Regions from separate parts of the Mus musculus genome. Here region 1 is linked to region 2. A link is a loop called in an ENCODE intact Hi-C map of the cell type or tissue named here. Cell type or tissue: left cerebral cortex. All regions are shown on one strand.

Region 1 (5,000 bases), 340 kb after region 2:
TTTCCCTCCCTCCCTCTGTCCTTCTCTCCCTCTCCCTCTCTCTCTCTCTTTCTCCCTCCCTCCTTCCCTTTCCCCCCACTCTTTCTTTCTCTGTTGGTCACGTGGTCTTGCTATGAAACCTAGGCTATCATGGAACCCACCAGGCTGGCACTGACCAATACTATTCGTGCTGGGCTTACTAGTGTGAGCCTGTTGTGATTTTCAAGACTGTAGATTCTAAAATTGAAACATATACCTCTAGTCCTAGCTCTGAGGAAGCTGAGGCAGGGGGATCATGAGTTAGATGCTAGCCTGGGCTACATGAGACCCCCCCCCAAACAAAACAAAACAAAAAAAAAGCTTCATACTGACAAATGTCACCTATACCCTGCCCCCCCTCCACACACGCACACACAAAGTGATGTTATCAGGGGGCAGAGTGCTACACAGGAAGCTGTGGCCAGTTACTTCCACAGCACACTGAGGGGGAAATCCTGTACCGGACTCACTGCTGATGGGAGATGTGAAATATCTCTTCCCCATCTGCTGTTGTTTTTGTTAAAGGGGAAAAAGGAGAGAAATTACATGATCGAGTACCCAAAGCAAGCATCTGACCTATCGCTGCCCTTACAGCTGTTAAGTGTGACTGAGCATTTAGAGCAGGCTTTTCTGAGTGTGCTGAAAATGAACAAGGGGGTGGGTGGCCTTCACTTTTAATCTCTACACATCTTGCTGTGAGGATGACCCAGGAGGAATACGAATTTGTGTGTTTTTGTAAAGCCATACAATAAAAAGGACAACAGAGGTTTCTCAGTTTAATCCCAGGCTCCACACTGGAATGAATCTCTCGGGAAGCTTTGGGGATGCAGGTTGCTGGGCCTCACCCTGGCTGGTTCTGGCTGAGGTCTGGGGTGGGACCCGAGAGTCCGTCTCTAAGAAACTCCTGCCCGAGCTTGTGCTGAGCTGCAGCTGGGAGAACCTGTAACACAAATGAGGTGGTTCCCTAAGACGCGTCCTTCAGTGTGTATGAAGTGACTTTGAGATGAACCTCCAGGGGTCTCAAGTGCTAACTCAGGTCACCATGACGTAGGGTAAGCATGTTAAAGAAGGGAACAACTGACAAGACCAGCCAAGACCAGCTATGAGCTTCTCCAGTGAATGTTGGGCTGCCTCCTTGCTTTTGCTTGGGCAGCTGACAATTTTTGACCTGTTTGCTCTCTGTCTCTGTCTCTATCTCTGTGTCTGTGTTTGTGTCTCTGTCTCTCTCTGTGTCTCTGTCTCTGTGTCTCTGTCTTTCTGTCTCTCTGTCTCTCTGTCTCTGTCTCTCTGTCTCTCTGTCTCTCTCTCTCTCTCTCTCTCTCTCTGTGTGTGTGTGTGTGTGTGTGTGTAAGTGTGTGCCCGTGGAGGTGGAAGGGGGGTTGGTGTCACATTAAACATGTGCTCTCCCACTGAGCTCTCCCTAGCTACAGAGACAATTTCTCAGGGAAAACAAGATGTTATGTTACGTTGTGTTAGACTCTTCTCCCAATGTTCTCTGCCAGACTTTTGTCAAAACAAGTTGTCCTGGGACCAGCTGCCATCCTTGGCAGGCATGCAGCACCAATCAGAGTAGCCCATGAGGGAGGAATGAGGTGGGGCCCTTGGGACCTTCAGAAGGACCTGCCCGGGGGGAAATCTCATGGACCACAGTTAGCTAGCCAAGCCCCCAGCTCTTGATTTGTTGCATGAGACAAGCACATTAAATGTCATTAAAACGGTCCAATGTTCCTGTAGATTTTCCCTTTGAAAGAGCACAGATGTGTGTAAATGTGTGTTTAGCCACATCTGAACTTCGTAAGTTTGCAGCAGACATGTTTGAGAGTGGTGTGTTATTTCTGTTGACAACAAATCTTACTCCCAGCCCTGGGTGAAGTGAGCTGAGTTTGTATGTGGTATTTCTCTGGGGGTGTGGGCAGGGGTGGGGGTGGGGCTCTACAGAAGTTTTCAGAATAGACTTCCACAGGGGCAACAAGCGAGTTCTCAACTTATGTACAAGTGCTAAGACAATCTGTAGCTCAGGTCTCAATGGGCACAAAACTGAGACAGAAAACAGTTGCCATCAACTCCATTCAAAGCCACACTTTCCAGTTTAGGTAAGAATTCCTATCAAGATCCAATTAAATGGTAGATCTCATTTAAGCACTAGGCACATATTGTCTGCTTTATGGTGTAAATTGCATTTGGTACAAACCAAATGTGCAAACAGATGGGCTTAATAAGGGAGAAGGAGCAAGCTGTGGTGCTGAGGCAGGGCTAGCTTCTGAGGTGCCTCTGATGTCAGCACTACTACATTTAGAAGCCCATCACAGTATGTGTGGGTTTGAATTTTGGAAGAACATAAAGGGATTTTCCCCATCTCTTCTGTAAATATCTACTGGGCAAGAACTCTGGTAGAAAATGCCTGAAATAAGACTTATGTAAGGGGCAGCCTTTTACAAAGGTCACACGAAGTTCACAAAGAACAATCCTTATCTACATTAGCCGCCCCGTCACCACGGATCCTCCTCCGCCTCTCCAGCTCTCCCACTTTTGGACAGGGCAGATTTCTTTCTTTCTCCTTTTCTAAACAGAGCTACTAAATGCGGCGGGATGACAGGCAAAGCTTGGCAAGCAGGGTCCGGCATCACCAGACTGGCCCTTCTTGTGCTGTATTTTTAAAGTCAGCCTCTTGTTCTGCATAGTTCCACTCAGACCTGGAGGGTGAGCCACCCCTCCAGCCAGGCATGCAGCATGAGCTCTGATTTGGACAGCTCCGACATCCTGTTGCAGGAAGAGAGAGACCTGGAATGGCTGGAGATGGGGCGGCAAGCAGAGCGTCCCACCCTCCCCATGTTTCTAACTTGGGCCAGGCATTTAGCCGCGCAGAGATAACCCACCCTCCCTTCCTCACATCCTCTTAGCAACTGTGCTGGATTGGTTAGGAAGAGCCCTCCACCCCTTTCCCCTGGTGTCTTTGTGTGGCAACTTGCTTCCACTGGCTCTCTGCCTCCTCCCTGGCAGGAGTGTGCCCTTTGGCTGCCTTCCCAGCCTCTCTGCAGGCACATTCCCAGCGGTGCTGGGCGAGCGAGCAGGCAGGCGAGCAAGTGAGAGCATTTGGCTGAGTGAGCTCCTTGTTCAGCCTTGCCCTCGTTCTGCACCCCTGACCGGGCAGGCTCAGTGGGCCGAAGCTTGCTCATTCTTTCCAGCTCCCACTGTTTTTGTCCTTGTGGAACGGGCTCTTCCCCCACTCAGCTCAGAGCCCAAATGCCTTTATGTCTGTGCCTTAAAAAAGAACCCATCGCAGTAAAAGTCTAACTGTTGCCCTGGTGTTTTTGAGGGGGAGCCACATTCAGAGGTGTGGAGTGTGGGTACTCAGTGAATAATTGCTGATAGGGTGGCTGGGTTGGCAGTTGGATGGGTGGGTAGGTGGTCATCTCTGCCTTCAGAATGGTCTGCTTAGGTCTGCAGTTTTGAGTCTGTGGTCTCTCAGATTGGTCTGATTATATATATATATATATATATATATATATATATATATGAATGAATGAATATGTATTCTCTCAGGCTAACCGTCAACCCGCCGCCAGTGCTGATAGGATAGGTAAATCAGTATTTTCTCAGAAGTCTGCAGCCTGCCTTTGGTGACTTTTATTCTTTAGCCACCTGTAAACTCAAATGTTTAGGTTTTATTTAAGGGTGGAAAGTCGGATAAAGCAAACTGGAAATCCTAACTCAACTCTAAGATGCAGGCAGTTTTAGCCAGTTTAAAACAGGGTGTCTTGATTAATTTTCTGGTTAAGGGCATGGGGAGTGTTAAATTTTCAACCCCCTTTAACTTAATTCTTAAAGGTCCTTCTAAAATGTTTTCCTAGGCTGGATAGGAGTTGTCTCCTAAGTATGAGGAGTCTGTGGAACATAGTTTATTCCTTCTGTGACAGCTTGACATCAGTCCTTTGCCTGTGGTCAGCATCATGCACGGGGACTATTTTAGGGTGCCGTGTGAGAATCATGTGTCCACTCTGGCTGCCTGTGGGTGGTAAAGCACTATCAGTCACACGGGGCAGATGGCTGAGTTGGATGCTCCTTAGGGTGAGGGGACAGGCAGTGGATGCTTTTGAGCAGAGGAGATTGCTCTGCTCCTGAGATGAAGAGATTCCAAGTCTCCTCCTGCAGTGCACAGACCGGCCACCAGGGGCGCCTTTCACAAGAGAAGTGAGGCAACCAGTTTGAGAGGTTGGTGAAGGGTCAAAGATGCCCGGTGCAGGCCTTTAATCCCAGTACTCAGAAGGCAGAAACAGGCAGATCTCTGTGAGTTTGCAGCCATACAGGGCTATGTGGAGAGACCCTGTCTTAAACCCCCGCCCCCTGAAAAATGCCTCAAGTCTGTGGGACATTGGAGGTTGAGGGTAGTTGGGAATGAGGTATTGAAGTGCATTAGCATGCTCAGACAGGCCCTGAGTGCCCCTCACCGTGTCCTTCAGTCTCCAGAAGCCTCAGTTTCCGTACGTCAGGGTGGGGGTGGCAATCTCTTGTTGGCTTTAGGCCAATATCCCTCAGATGGAAGAAGGTAGCTCCCATAGTAGCTCCTGCTGTTGCTAATGCCCTGGAGCTGGTCACAGACCATTCTGTATAACAGTGTCCTCTTCTGTGTCCTTCCATAGTTAAAGCCATTTATTTACAACTTGTGGGGCCCATGATGTCTTAGCAAAGTGCATGTCTGTTAGGGCGTACCATGCTGCCAGGAGGAGGACATGGCTGGCTTCCTAGAGGAAGGTCGGCTTCTTACGGGAGTGTGCTGCTGGTCTGTGTTCTGGTTGGCTATAGCTGCTGATCATTCCATTTTCAGCAAAACTAGGAAGTCCGTATGAACTGGTTACTCTGCCTTCTCAGGGACGTTGAAAGCCTCTCCAGATCCCTTTTCATTTTGTTATTTCAAAACCATGTCATTGTGTGAGTGTGCACCGATGTGTTGGTTTAAAAAAATATTGTGAGAGTGGAGTGCT
Region 2 (5,000 bases):
GCCCTTGGTCTCTGCAGCTGCTTGGGCAGCGCGAGAATCTCGCCGTCCAGATGCGTGGTCCGGACTTCTGGGCTATGCGGGAAGCGGGTTACGGGCCAGCCTGGCTTCCTTGCAAACAGCGCCCGGGGAGGCCGCGGCAGCGCGGGCCTCGCCGCGTCCCTCCGCCGACGCGGGCGGCCCCACGCGCCAGCCGTTCAGCCAGCCCCACATTCCATCTCAAAAATAACACACACGTGTGCTGGTAAACAAGCGCGCCAGCCGCCGGGGCTGCGCGTCCCGGGCGAGCCCGTGCAACGCGCCCCCTCCTCCCGCACGTGCCGCCGGGCTCCGCCCACGGGCTTTGCGCAACCAGGCTCCGCCCCTCCCGTCTCGCCAGGGCCCTGGGGTCCTAGAGCCCGCCGTGCTAGCAAGCTGGCCTCGCCGAGGTTCTCAAAGTTTCTCGCCCTGATAGAGCGTGCGGCTCAGATCCGCTCCCTACCTCCTTTCCCTCCTCCCTGCACAGTCCTCCTCTAGTCCTCCCGCTGTCTGCGCGGCGAAGGCTGCCACTCAGCGCGCCTTCGCTCTCCCTCCCCTCTGTCCTTGCAATTTTACTCGATTGTTTATTATTTGCTGGGGGCGGGGGCGAAGAGGAGCGAGAGGCGTCTGGAGCCCAGAGACTGGCGGCGGCGGCCAGTCAGCGCTCGGCGTGGCTTGACGAGGAAGCCGCGCAGCGAATGGCGATGCGGCGCAGGGCTCCGGGGTCACGCGCGTGTAGAGACAATGACATCATCTGTTTGTACGCGTCGAACTAGCTTGGTGCAGGGGCGGGGGCCTCACGTCACTTGAGTGACGGATCACGCGTAAAGCCTGGAGGCCGGAGTTCCGGGGTGGGCGGCCTCTGCAGGCTCTTTTAGGCTGGCTCTTTTGGGGTATTGGGTTGTTGCGGAGCCCAGACTTTAGCTGCAGAGACCGAGAGGGTTTTGTTTGGAAAGATACGTATGAACCAGAATGCATGGTAGACTTTTGGTATGCATGTCGCGTGTGGCGCAGAAAAGCACACAGTACGGCCGGGAGGCACGGATCGTGGGATAAGGGATTGTGAAGGTGCGATCTGAAGTCTATAGACTTAGAAAAGTCAAGCACGTAATCAGCTGCTTTAGCATAAGAAAACTGTTGCCCGCTTCCAGTTAGCTATCTTCTGCTCCTGCGTTCAGGACTGGGGCGCACTGCACTTTTCTTCCTGAGTTGCACTTTTCCCACTTAGCCTTAAAATCCGTGAAAAGCGAAGCACGACTGTCGCCGGGTGTCCCAGGTGAGGGTCCAGTGACACACCTTTCGGCGCGATCTTCGCCGGCCAGTGTTTCCACGCCCAGGTAACCCTTGTCACCTGCGGCTGCCGGCTTAACCCGGGTGTTCCCTGGTGTCAGGTTCTAATAAGGAACCCGATACTGGGGCGGGCTCCGACCCCACGCACCCACGGGCAGGCCACGGGCCCACGAGCCAAACGCAGGGCCCAAGGCTGAGAGCGCGGGGCGGCGCGCAGTGGTGTGTTGTCTGACCTGGCCTCCCGTCCCGGGCCAGCGTGGCCGCTGAGGTCCCCAGGAGAGCGCGGGACCCCAACCGGGAGGGCTGCGGAGCCGGCCGAGTCCCGACCCGCGCGCGCCCGCCCCCATTCCCGCAGCCCCGCGCAGGCGCGAGGGCGCACACACGCGCACTCCCACACGCACGCACAGCAGCCCTCCCGGCCCCCGCCCCAGCCCTCCCCCTGGGCGGGGACCCGCCCCGCCGTCATCCTAGGTTGAGGCTCCCTGTGAGTGGCTATAACTTTGTGCTGCTGCCGCGGCCGCCCTGCTCGTGGAAGGGAGGAGGAGGAATGTGGAAGGCGGCGGCGCAGCACAGGCTGACAGGCGGTTCCTCCGGCGGGCTGCGGCGGCGGCCCGAGAGTCCCCTCGTCGCGGTGCCCTGGGCTCGCGCGGAATCGTACGCCCTCCCGCCTCGTTCCTGAAGGGAAGGAGCCGAGGTAGGCGCCGGAGCTTTGCAACGGGGCGGCCGCCTTTCCAGTGACTCCGGATCTGTTTCCGAGCTGGGCCAGGCGCTTCCCTTTCCCTCCCCGTGACTCGGTGTGCTCCCCCCCTTCTCTCCCGCTAGTGTCTTTAAAGGACTTGAGGGAAGGGGGAACTGTCAAGATGGCAGCAGCGGGAGCAAGGAGGTGATGAACGGTGCTGGTCCGGGTTTTCATGCAGTCCGAGAGATTTGGCGCTTCCCGACCTGTTGGAAGATTTATGTTCCCACTTGCTTCCTCCTTCCCGTTTCTGACCTGGAAGGGGGCGGAGGGCCCCACGTCCCCAAGAAAATACATCTCAGATCTTCTTAGTCCTGCGGGGTCGGCCCTCTCTCTCTCTCTCTCTTGTTGGAAGTGATCTTGGCAGGTCTGCACCCAGACCCCCACGCTCTCCCTGCTGGTCCGCGGGCGGAGAGGAAAAGACGGGAGTTGCCCGCGCCAGCCCTAGGGGGCCTCTCGCCTGGGAGGGGTGGGGGGGATCGCAGGGCTGGGGAGCGGGAGAAGAGCCCAGGACTCTGCTGACTTGCCCTGCGCCTCCGCGGGAGGCACTTGAGCGAGCCAGAGCCAAACATAAACAAACGCACGCACGCACGCTCGCCCTCCGACCACTGCGGAGCTGTTGGGGTCCGGAGGCCGCCCACACTTAATGGCGCGGCCACCCCTCCCCCGGGACGCCCCTCCCCCCTCCGCCCCGCCATCTAGTCCGGGAGAGACCTGCGGTTCTGGCGACGGCAGCGGGGGAGGGGGCTGCCCCGCGCGGGGCCGTCGATTCGCTCGCGTCTCCCGGGCGGCCAGGCCAGGGGGCGGCGTCTGCTGCGCCAGGTTCGCGGGACGCACGTCCCCAGGTCTATCCGTTCTAGGTGGCGGCCGCGGGCGAGGAGTCTCCGCGGACTAGGCTCCAACACAGGATAACCAACTCTCTCTTCGCGCTTCCCTAGGTAGCTGGAGCTCGAACCTTCGCGGTGCCCCGTTCCTCCCCCGCCGCACCCAGCCTGGGCTCGAGAGGAGAGAGCAAGAGCCCAAGCCGCGGGCGGCGGGCAGGCGGCGAAGATGGCAGAGGCACCAGCCTCCCCGGTCCCGCTCTCTCCGCTCGAAGTGGAGCTGGACCCAGAGTTCGAGCCACAGAGTCGGCCACGCTCCTGTACGTGGCCCCTGCAGAGGCCGGAGCTGCAGGCGAGCCCGGCCAAGCCCTCGGGGGAGACGGCCGCAGACTCCATGATCCCCGAGGAGGACGACGATGAAGACGACGAGGACGGCGGCGGCCGAGCCAGCTCGGCCATGGTGATCGGTGGCGGCGTGAGCAGCACGCTGGGTTCCGGGCTGCTCCTCGAGGATTCGGCCATGCTGCTGGCTCCAGGAGGGCAGGACCTCGGGTCGGGGCCAGCGTCCGCCGCAGGCGCTCTGAGTGGGGGCACGCCGACGCAGCTGCAGCCTCAGCAGCCACTGCCACAGCCGCAGCCGGGGGCGGCTGGGGGCTCTGGGCAACCAAGGAAATGCTCCTCGCGGCGGAATGCCTGGGGGAACCTGTCCTATGCCGACCTGATCACCCGCGCCATCGAGAGCTCCCCGGACAAACGGCTCACTTTGTCCCAGATCTACGAGTGGATGGTGCGCTGTGTGCCCTACTTCAAGGATAAGGGCGACAGCAACAGCTCTGCGGGCTGGAAGGTGCGTGCCTATCAGGGGCTGGTGGTCGGACCTGCCAGGCCTTCGCAGCGCCAAGCGCGTATCGAAGCGGTCGGTTTGCGGCCGTCCAGAGAGGGCTGGCAGAGGAGCTTCGCTGTGAGCCTTTGGGGTGGGGGATTCTTTTCACTCCTATAGGAGGGAAGCCTGGGGATGGCCTCAAAGTGGGAAGGGAGGGTCCTGGGCAAGTTTTGGGCATGCCCAGATGAGTAGGCTGTGGGCAAGGGACACTAAGGAGGAAGGACCAAGACATTTGTATGTGCTGGCTTACCTCGGCTGCGGGGAGGAGGTAGCTCCGCGGCCAACTTTGGAATACAGGAGGTGGAAGTGGGATGCACCGAGGACATTGTGGGTGGAGGGAAGGCGTGTGTGGGGGAGTGTTTGGGACAGCGTTCAAGGCAGTGGCAGGAGCATGATACTAGCAAACTGAGGATCTTTGGGTCCAACTTGTGCTTGTGGGTGTTGACACCAACAGGCAAATCGATCCCATTAGAAAAAGCAATGATTGCAGACTGTTCCCTGGCCGGCTCTCACGCCTTTCCTCACACACCTTTGCTCTTGAGAGACGTCACTTCAGCAAGCCTGCCAGCAGGTAGCCTCTGAAATGCTTTGGGGCTTGAAACAGGTCGGGTTTGTCATCTAAAAGTGTGCTGGCTACACCTGCTGCTCCGCTGGAGGTCTATGCTGCTGTAGGCAGTGGTTGAGGCGGGGTTGTCACGTGTCGGGGACTCCGGTCAGAGCTTTGCCTCTGTGGGAGGGAGGGAGGGAGGAGGGGAGGAAAGGAGGGAGGGGAGGGCTGATAGCAGGGTTGGGCCATAATGGCTTCTATCTATAAAGGAGCCAGAGAGACTCTTCTGTTCCCTTTCAGCCTCTTGGGGCACCCGACACGTGGTAGGGAGAGAGGTGAGGAAAGGCCTATGATGTAATGACTTCCTGCAGTTGGGCATCCAAAGAGATTGACTCCTGGTCCCCTGCCGGGCTCCCCTGCTCTTCAGGGCACCTCCAGGCCCATTCCCCTGAAAGCAGCCACAGCCCCACGTCCCTGGAGCGAAGTTACTCAGCAGTTGCTCTTGCTTGCAGTTTCCTTCCTTTTCCTATTTCGCTGTCATTGTGAGCTCTGTGGCTTCTGGCTTCTAGGTTTCTAGGTGTATAAATAAGAACAGCTCATCTTTGTGGAGACCTGAGATAAAGCCTATGGAAGAGCCTTGCAGATAAAGGGACTTGAAAAAGTGTCTGATACCGAAGAGCCTTGCGTGGACGGTTTAAAAGCAGAACG

The links. A loop is a pair of places that touch in the nucleus more often than their neighbours do. Peaks named below come from ENCODE experiments on the same cell type or tissue, not always from the same donor. Only the 100,000 strongest peaks of a DNase experiment are listed, where the experiment ranks them.
Region 1: it touches region 2 in a loop (7-fold over the local background); 3 of 42 quality-filtered maps call a loop at or near these places.

What each region holds. Positions count from the first base shown.
Region 1 is chr10:41,932,864-41,937,863 of GRCm38, reverse strand. The region is part of intron 12 of Armc2 (armadillo repeat containing 2); the gene reads left to right. Among named protein-coding and RNA genes, the nearest start is that of Gm33058, 24 kb to the left of the region's middle. In left cerebral cortex, CTCF peaks have their summits at 2,745, 3,012 and 4,184; DNase peaks (open chromatin) are centred at 2,567, 3,069, 4,116, 4,889 and 2 more places; H3K4me3 peaks cover 767 bases; H3K27ac peaks cover 3,141 bases.
Region 2 is chr10:42,273,525-42,278,524 of GRCm38, reverse strand. Foxo3 (forkhead box O3) reads left to right here and starts at 1,830. Exons shown (of 4, transcript NM_001376967.1): 1 at 1,830-1,999; 2 at 2,980-3,709. The coding sequence starts at 3,092. It overlaps Gm38485 (a long non-coding RNA gene), which reads left to right and starts at 3,716. Exons shown (of 2, transcript XR_380269.1): 1 at 3,716-4,627. In left cerebral cortex, a CTCF peak has its summit at 2,586; DNase peaks (open chromatin) are centred at 3,528, 4,105, 4,343, 4,635 and 5 more places; H3K4me3 peaks cover 5,000 bases; H3K27ac peaks cover 4,319 bases.